Regions from separate parts of the Mus musculus genome. Here regions 1 and 3 are each linked to region 2. A link is a contact called in ENCODE POLR2A ChIA-PET data. All regions are on one chromosome and are shown on one strand. The core of a region is the stretch at or near the end of the contact, and the rest is flanking DNA. Distances in the headings are between cores, read along the strand shown.

What was found. ChIA-PET counts read pairs that join two places held with the same protein, here RNA polymerase II (POLR2A).
Region 1: POLR2A ChIA-PET joins it to region 2 with 37 read pairs in Patski. The contact joins the promoter of Atf7ip here to the promoter of H4f16 in region 2. POLR2A ChIA-PET finds 5 or more read pairs at or near these places in 3 of 5 experiments (Patski and embryonic stem cell).
Region 3: POLR2A ChIA-PET joins it to region 2 with 10 read pairs in embryonic stem cell. The contact joins the enhancer-like site here to the promoter of H4f16 in region 2. POLR2A ChIA-PET finds 5 or more read pairs at or near these places in 2 of 5 experiments (Patski and embryonic stem cell).

The regions. Positions count from the first base shown.
Region 1 is chr6:136,517,501-136,520,200 of GRCm38, forward strand. Atf7ip (activating transcription factor 7 interacting protein) reads left to right here and starts at 1,351. Exons shown (of 15, transcript NM_019426.2): 1 at 1,351-1,463. Gm44140 (a long non-coding RNA gene) reads right to left here and starts at 1,253. Exons shown (of 4, transcript XR_001785394.2): 1 at 1,098-1,253; 2 at 949-992.
Region 2 is chr6:136,803,177-136,805,876 of GRCm38, forward strand. It overlaps H4f16 (H4 histone 16), which reads right to left and starts at 1,255. Exons shown (of 1, transcript NM_175652.3): 1 at 817-1,255. The coding sequence starts at 1,203. The coding sequence ends at 892.
Region 3 is chr6:137,134,227-137,136,926 of GRCm38, forward strand. The region is part of intron 2 of Rerg (RAS-like, estrogen-regulated, growth-inhibitor); the gene reads right to left. Among named protein-coding and RNA genes, the nearest start is that of Gm38914, 7.2 kb to the right of the region's middle. Within about 2 kb of position 1,430, at least 1 of the 3 ENCODE cell types and tissues checked has a DNase peak (open chromatin) inside an H3K27ac peak, as active enhancers do.

The DNA of each region.
Region 1 (2,700 bases), core at 101-2,600, 290 kb before region 2:
TTAAATACATCTATTAAAAACACTTACCTTTTTCCTTTTCCCTTTTTTGGAAACAGGGTTTCTCTATATAGCCCTGGGTATCCTGAAACTAGATCTGTAAACCAGGCTGGCCTTCAAGTCTTAGATTTGCCTGGACACTGTATCACATTTTATGACCCCAGAAGTTGTTTCTTGAATTTCAATTTCCTTGGGTTTGCCTGTTTAATGTCCTAGTTGAATTGTCAAGTACAGGACAATAATGAAAGCTGTGAGCTTCTTTGGAGAGAGAGTCTCAAGCTCTAGATGATCTGGGAGCATGTGGCCCCAGGTTGTCCTTGTTCTCTCAAGACCTGCCTCATCTCCCTGAGTGCTTCTGGGAATTGAGCCACAGCTGCCCATGGGAGTGTAGATTTCCTCAGCACTGACAGCTACTTAACTTTTTGATTGGTTAAGTTACTATTGAACAAATACTTAAAGGGAGAAAATTAAGTTTAAGGGATTCCACCTAATATTATTTTTCTGGCTCTTACTGATTTACAAAACATATTTAGAATCTTTTCTTCATTCTAGCTTCTCTCAATTTGTCGGAACAGTGATTACTGTCTCTATTTAAGCGACACGTGAATTTATGAGGTGTGAAGGCATGATTGGTACTGCTTGCTCTCTTACAGGATATCCCCCCAAAAGATGTTCATCTCCACATCTTGATGATTAACACAATTAACTTAGTGAACTTTAAGTGATACCTGTAACACTTTGACAGAGTTTGAGGCCGATAGATTTCAAATTCCAGACCAGTGTGGGCTACGTGGCAAGTTCAATGGCTAGACTGAGTTAAACTGCACGAATCTTCATCAACAAAACAAAACAAAAAGATAAAAATTAAAAAAAATTTTTTTTTCGAATAAATTACCGTACTCTAGGTTCTCTAGACTTATGGAAAAATCTTTTCGCTTTTTAAACACCTACTTTTTTTTTTCTCAAGTCTCATGGAGGGGTGGCCACTGAGGAATCTCCATGCAAAAAAAAAAATAAAAAAATTAAAAAAAAAACAAAAAAAACCCCAATCACCTCCAGGATAAAAAAGAAAAGAGCCAACCGGAAAAAAAAAAAATCACCTCCGGATGCGATCGAAAAGACGGCAGCGCCACCACCGCAGACGGGCTACAATTTCAAGGCAGGAGGCGTGGCCAAAAATCCCTCATTCAAATAAAAAACCAGGAGATTTGCATGGAGAATAGGCATCGCGCACGTTCATTGGCCGATCGCTCAGTGGGTGGAGTACATAGTGTGCCCACGAAGCTCCGCCCCCATCTATTTGCATAACGGCCCCGGCGCGTGCTGGGGAGAAGCGGGTTTGTTTTTGAATCTGCGGTGGCGGCGAGTGGAGCGCACGGCTGAGACGGCAGCGTCCGGGACGGCTGCACGGGACGGCTGCGTAGGAAGGAACTCGGGTCCCAGGCTCTCACCTCCCGCCCCCGAAGGTATACGCGAGTGCCAGGGGCTGTTCTAACCACTGTCGGAGAAATGACTATTGTATTTCGGAAGAGTCAAGACCGCATTATGGCGGCTGCGGGAGTTGAGTGTGCGCCTGCGCGGTTGCGAAGCTGCGGGCGGGCGCTGCATGGGAGCACGTGATCGCGTGGGGTCGGGCTCTAGCTGCAGTTGAGCAGCTGGCCGGGCGGTGGCTGCGCAGGCGCAATATTCATTTTCAAGAGCTAATGTTCTTGTTGGACGCCATTTGGGTTCTAGATTTAATTTTCTCATTCTCGAGGGGGTTTCGTCTCGTGCTTCTTCTTTTCACATTTTCCGAGGAAAACGTTTCTCTCGTGTCTTACACCTACCCGCACCTTAAAATCCTTTATTTCTCTCACGGTTTCACCGGTGCAGACTTGATATTTTGGTACAAATTGCCTCTTGTGGTTCTCGATTATAATTTCGCGTTTAGTTAGGTATTTCTGGATTCGCGTTCCATTTAGGGAGATAAGATCGGCACCTAGTGGTGCTCTCGGGGGAAGTGCATTTACTTCAGCTGCACTTTTGTAAATACATTTTTAACCCTGTTTTTACCGGTTCGCTTTTGGATGTGCAATGTTTACAAAATAGAAACTTTTATTTTTGATTTGTTTGAGAGGACAAGAAAAGGATGTACAAGTTAAGTTGAAATCTCAATTTTCTCAGGTATTACATCTTTATTATTTTTTTTTTTAAAAAGGAACATTTCATCCAAAGTCAATGAAGTTTTAATCCAAACACTTGAGTCTTTCATGTTTTTAGTTTTACTGTTTCTTCAGTTAGAGAAATGTTAAAGAAAATTAGTGAACACGATTTCTCATTATTTTGGGATGACGTATAAGCTATTATATCATTTTTTGATGAAGAATTTTACAAATATTACAAGTTCTATTGAGGTCCTTATTTAAGGGAATCAATTAAACATTTTGAGTTTTTGAAAAAAATATGTGCACTGTAGTATATGTGTATAATGTACACTTTAAATATGTTTTAGGTGTATATGTCCTGGTTTTAGTTTCTTAAAATAACTATGGGTGTGCTACTGATTAAAGTTGTGATGCCACTAAATTTCAGTTGTATGTAGCACAATTAGGTCAGTTGTATGTAGCACATTGGGTCAGTATACGTATAATTTAATATAATTTTCTTATTCTACCCGTTGTTTCTTACTAGTCTAAAAACTTGTGTTTTCATAAACATCTGTCA
Region 2 (2,700 bases), core at 5-2,504:
TGAACACGAGATAACCATATCTTAATGAAATGCCAGGTTCCTGCTCCAGGAACTGTAGGAACAGTCTCCTATTTCTTCAGCCAGTGAGAAGACCCGTAAACATCAGATGTAAAAACCTAGAGATCTGAAAAACAAAACTACCGTTTTGAGTAATGTGTACAGAAAGCCGGTAAGCAGACCTGAGTCCAGGGGCCTAAGGAAGCGACTTCCTGGATCCAGAGTTAAACCCATCTGGGTATGGAGCATCGAATACAAGTACTTTGAAGGAGCAGCAAGGGCTGTGACTAACCTACTCTGAAGACTTAAATGAGACACATATGGTCTGTGGAAGCTGAAACAGAAGGACCACCGAAAGACTTATACCAGCCTGAACTAAATGGTAGACATCCGAGTGCTCCTCTTCCCCCAAACCCACGTGCTTAAGGCAGAGAAACAGCTACAGCTGAGAAAGCCAAGTTTAAGCTACAGGGTGACTTTATTGTGGGGTTCCAAGCCTCCACACCTGCCCTCATTCAGGTCCACTGTCTCTACAGGAGCTTTTTTCCCCTTTTTAGAGCGTCCGCAGAGGCTGCACCCTAGCACTCTGGGGCTGTCAACTCAACAGACACCTAAAAAAACTCATTCACGCAGACCACTCCGCAAGCATTCTGAGCAGGTCCCAGGCGGTAGGCGGGGCCACCAGCCCAAGTCCTCCAATGAAAAAGTGCACCCAGGCAGCTCAATTTGCATACAAGACAAAGCATACCAAATACAAAAAGTAATGAGACGCTCATAACTAGTGAGAACTACAAATGTCCACAGCTCCTTTCTGATGCTTTGTGGGCCCTGAAAAGGGCCTTTGTGGATGGGGGAAGCCGGCCAAGGGAACGGCCTAGGCACAGGAGGGCTCGCTTAGCCGCCGAAGCCGTACAGAGTGCGGCCCTGGCGCTTGAGCGCGTACACCACGTCCATAGCCGTAACCGTCTTGCGCTTGGCGTGCTCGGTGTAGGTGACGGCGTCGCGGATCACATTCTCAAGGAAAACCTTGAGGACACCGCGAGTCTCCTCGTAGATGAGACCCGAGATGCGCTTCACGCCGCCACGCCGAGCCAACCGCCGGATAGCGGGCTTGGTAATGCCCTGGATGTTGTCGCGGAGAACCTTGCGGTGTCGCTTGGCGCCACCTTTCCCCAGACCCTTGCCGCCTTTTCCTCGTCCTGACATATTAGTAAACAACCTAATAAAGAGACAGGAGAAACTACAGTAATCCGCCGCCGAGCAAGAGCTTATATTTCCTGGGAGCGGACCTGATTGAAAACAGCAAGGAGTGGGCGGAGCTCTAGACTCCACCCCCTGGCTCTTTGTGCTCTGCTGTCTCCCAAGAACCATAAAACCCTTTCGGTTCCCTCTCCAAATTCCAGGAACCCTAGCACATTTGAAAGTTTAAATAATATAAGGTAACAATCTATTTCTCCTCTTTTTTTTTTTTAGCACAAATAAAAACGGCGCATCATGCTTGTTATCTTCAGTGCACGCTGATTCGGTATTTTCTAAGCAGCATGCTTGTTTTTACACAACTTTAATGTGAAAATGAAAAGAAGCTAGCAATAGAAATCTAGCTTACTAGGTCTTATACCGAAGCAGTTTACATTTTCACGAGAGAGTCTTTTGAGGGGATAGAAGTGTTTTAGTGCCTTTCTTTTGTGGCCACGATAAGAAAATTATGCTAGTTCCCACTTCCTATTTGGTTTCAACTGTTTCTGCAGTGTATGGATTTTCTGCTCCTGCATTGCAAACACATTGGTATTCGCTTTTCAGCCAATTGTTCCTATAGTTACTTAGCTGAACTATTGTAACTTGTCATTTAGATCCGAGGTCCTTGTTGCTTGCGTTTAAAAGAGACCTGGTGACTCACATCTGTAATTTAGGCTCTCCGGAGGCTGAGGCAGGATTGCCAAGAGCTGGGGCCAGCCTAGGCTAGACAGACTCAAATACATTTCCCCTCCTCCCCACTCAAATAGCTTGTAAAGTACCAGAAGTCAAAAGCATGACTCCGAATAACAGGACTGTCCTTAAGTTTGTTTCGTTTTTAAAGACAGCAGGTTTTGGGCTGGAGAGATGGCTCAGTGGTGAAGAGCACTGACTGCTCTTCTGAAGGTCCTGAGTTCAAATTCCAGCAACCACATGGTGGCTCACAACCACCTGTAATGAGAACTGATGCCCTCTTCTGGTGTGTCTGAAGATAGCTACAGTGTACTTACATATAATAAATAAATAAATCTTAAAAAAAAAGAAAAAGGCAGCAGGATAAATGCGTTTAGTTTGTAGTACTTTACAATTCCCATTAGTTCCACAACTCAAACAGCATTTCATTTGTTTGTCCCCTCCCTGTCTCTTAGAGATTGAGCTCTAGGATAGCTGGAGGGGGAAGAAGCCTTAATCATTGAATTTTACCTCATGATTTTAAATCCCTTGCTCTTCAGAATTCTTACCAAAATGAAAGCTGCTGCCAGAATACTTATTCAAATTTGTAAAACTGTGTGTCAACAAACAAACAAACAATCAACAACAACACACACAAAAAAAAGAGAGAAAAGCAAAAAGAAAGCAAAGAGACCTTTCCATAAACATACATTTAAGATGGTTTACAGAAGATATTCTAGAGCTTTCTTCCCCAAAACTGCACCAGAGGTTTCCATACACATTGACTTAGAATATATA
Region 3 (2,700 bases), core at 180-2,679, 330 kb after region 2:
CAGCAGGGGTTTCTCGCCCATCCTCCTCATGAATACCTCCCTTGTTGTGACTGTGTTGTCCCCACTCCTGTTCCCAGTCCCGCCCCTCACAGCAGCCTGGGGTGTGGTTCTAACATAATCGCAAAGTCCCCTCCAAGCTTGAGGATCAATGGACAATATAGGTGGGAAAGCTTCTCTGTGGGGAGTAGAGCAGAGCCTGTCCTTAATTCAGAGTAGGCCATTTGCTTCTAGGCACCCACACCTCCCACCAAAGTAAGAAAGGCATTGTGTGACAAAAGTCTGCCAAGGAGCTGCCTGGAAGCAGCTGCACTGTCTTTAAGCAGTGACTGAAGGCCACAGGAAAATTTTTTCTTCCAGGTAAAAATACTGGCTTTAAACTCTTTCCTCACTATAGGGATACATGGCCTTTGTTATGACGGTTAAGAAATTACTAAGACAATAACAACATCAGGAAGTTAAATAGTTCTTGTTTTCCTTATTCAGAATTTTCTACAGTTTGGTATCTGGATATTTGGGGGTCATGTGCTCAATTTAAAGATTAACCTTATAGGTAATGGTCACATGACAGCATATTTAACGCTAATGTTTCGAATTTCATTTCCTTCTCGGAGGAGATTAGAAGGAAAAACAAGAAGAAACCAGTTGATGCTGACCTAATGCCTTAGGGGATCTGGCTCTGAGTAAGAAAGATGAGCAAGAAAATATAAAAAGAAAAGGCACGTTCCAAGTACATCATAGACTGTATTGTGCACATCCTTACGACACTCAGTATCGTGCACAGTAAAGGTGTGTATACACCTTGAAGCCAGCACTCAGAAGGCAAAGGCAGATCTCTGTGAGTTCAAAGCCAGCCTGGTTTACAGAATGAGTTCTAGGTCAGCAGGGGCTGCACAGAATGGCATCCCACCAAACCAAACCAAACCAAACCAAACAAACCAAACCAAACCAAACCAAACACCAAACCAAACCAAACCAAACCAAACAAAACAAAACAAAACATGTGTGTGTGTCTCTGTGTGTGTCTGTATGCGTGTGTATGTGTGCTTGTACAAACTGTATTTCTGTGTATATGTCTGGGTATGTCTGTATGTGTGCCTGTTTGTGTGTATCAGTGTGTCTGTGTGTGTGTGTCTGTATGTGTATGTGTGTGTCTATCTCTCTGTGTGTTTATGTGTGTATGTATGTATGTATGTGTGTGCATGTATAAATGAATAGAAGGAAGAACAAAAGCAGAAGGAAAGAGAGAAGAGAAAACTGCTTAGTTCAGAAGAAATGAGCACAGCAGAGATATCACGAAGCAGTTACTGCACAGCCATATGGGGCAAATGACAAATAACAGGCCCCGCTCTTAATAAAAATATGCTGCCAAAGTACAGGGCCATGCAGAAAATAACAAAGCATTTAATTACACAGTGACAGTTGCAGCGCTGGGGATTTCCCAGAGATTAATGGAGCAGCTGAGACAAGTGGATGGCCCTGGGGACAGTCTAAAGATTCCCAGCCAGTACATAGTACTCAGGAAAGGCTCCTGTTAACTTCACCGCTGAGCAGAAAATGGACGCGGGGCTGGACACTGGCTCTGGCGTCCTCCTTTTCTTCCTATTAGGAAAACATTAGCACGAAGAGAGAGATTGGTTTCAATTAAGATCCCCACGGAGATAGTTAGACTGTCTGGGTCAGCTCTCACTAATCCAGTCTCAGCCCTGGGGAGCTTTTCCACCATCCGAGGCCAACTTGGGAGCTGGGACGGACATCACTTGTTGAAGAGAGGAGAGGTAAAAATAGACTGCTAAAAACTGACCTTTGAGAGGTGGTGGAGCCAGCTCTCGAGACAACAAATAAGATCAGGCGCAATACTGAACAGTACGTAAGACACTCTTCTTGGGGGAGAGTAAAGCTTACGATGTGCCCTCAAGTAAATGTAGCCCCAAACTAAAGCAGATGCTGGCTACACCCACACAACTACAGCCAGCGCAGACCAAGTGGCACTGCACTGGAAGCCAGCAGGTTCGCCAGGTCCAAGGTCACAAATGCTATTGCTAAGCTGCCCCCACTTTAAACTGGAATTCCCGATTCCAGCACGTATGCAAATGAGGCTAATGAATATTCACTGCTCTTTCGTGACCATTTGACTGTCTTCTACTGGGAAACTGAATACACTGATGCGTTTTATTGAGTAGTATGAAGTGAATTCCACAGAAGTGAATCTTATGTATAGTTTTATAAGACTGCATAGTGATCTCTGCACTGTCACAAAATATATAAATAGCAGCTTAATGAGGGCCTGGAGAATAAGAACGGAGATCACCATGCTCTGGTTATCCAGTACCGGAGCAGAACTGGACTGGGTCCCTAAACAGGAAGTGTTAGCATTCTGTCTAAGCTCCACCCCACAGTTACTTGACAACAGCCAGGTAGGCCTGGTCTACTATAAAACGGGCTGCTTGCCCCCTCCTCTTACTCTCTTACTCTTGCTTTCTTGCCTCTTGGCTCCTTGCTCCCCCTCTCTCCCCATTCCCTTCCCCCATCTCTCCACGTGGTCATGGCCAGCCTCTACTTCTCTACTCTCTCCTTCTATCTGATTTTGCTGCCTCTACTACCCTCTTATCTCCTCTCCCCATGCCCTGAATAACCTCTATTCTATACTATACCATCGTGTGGCTGGTCCCTCAGGGGGACAAGATGCCTTGGCATGGGCCC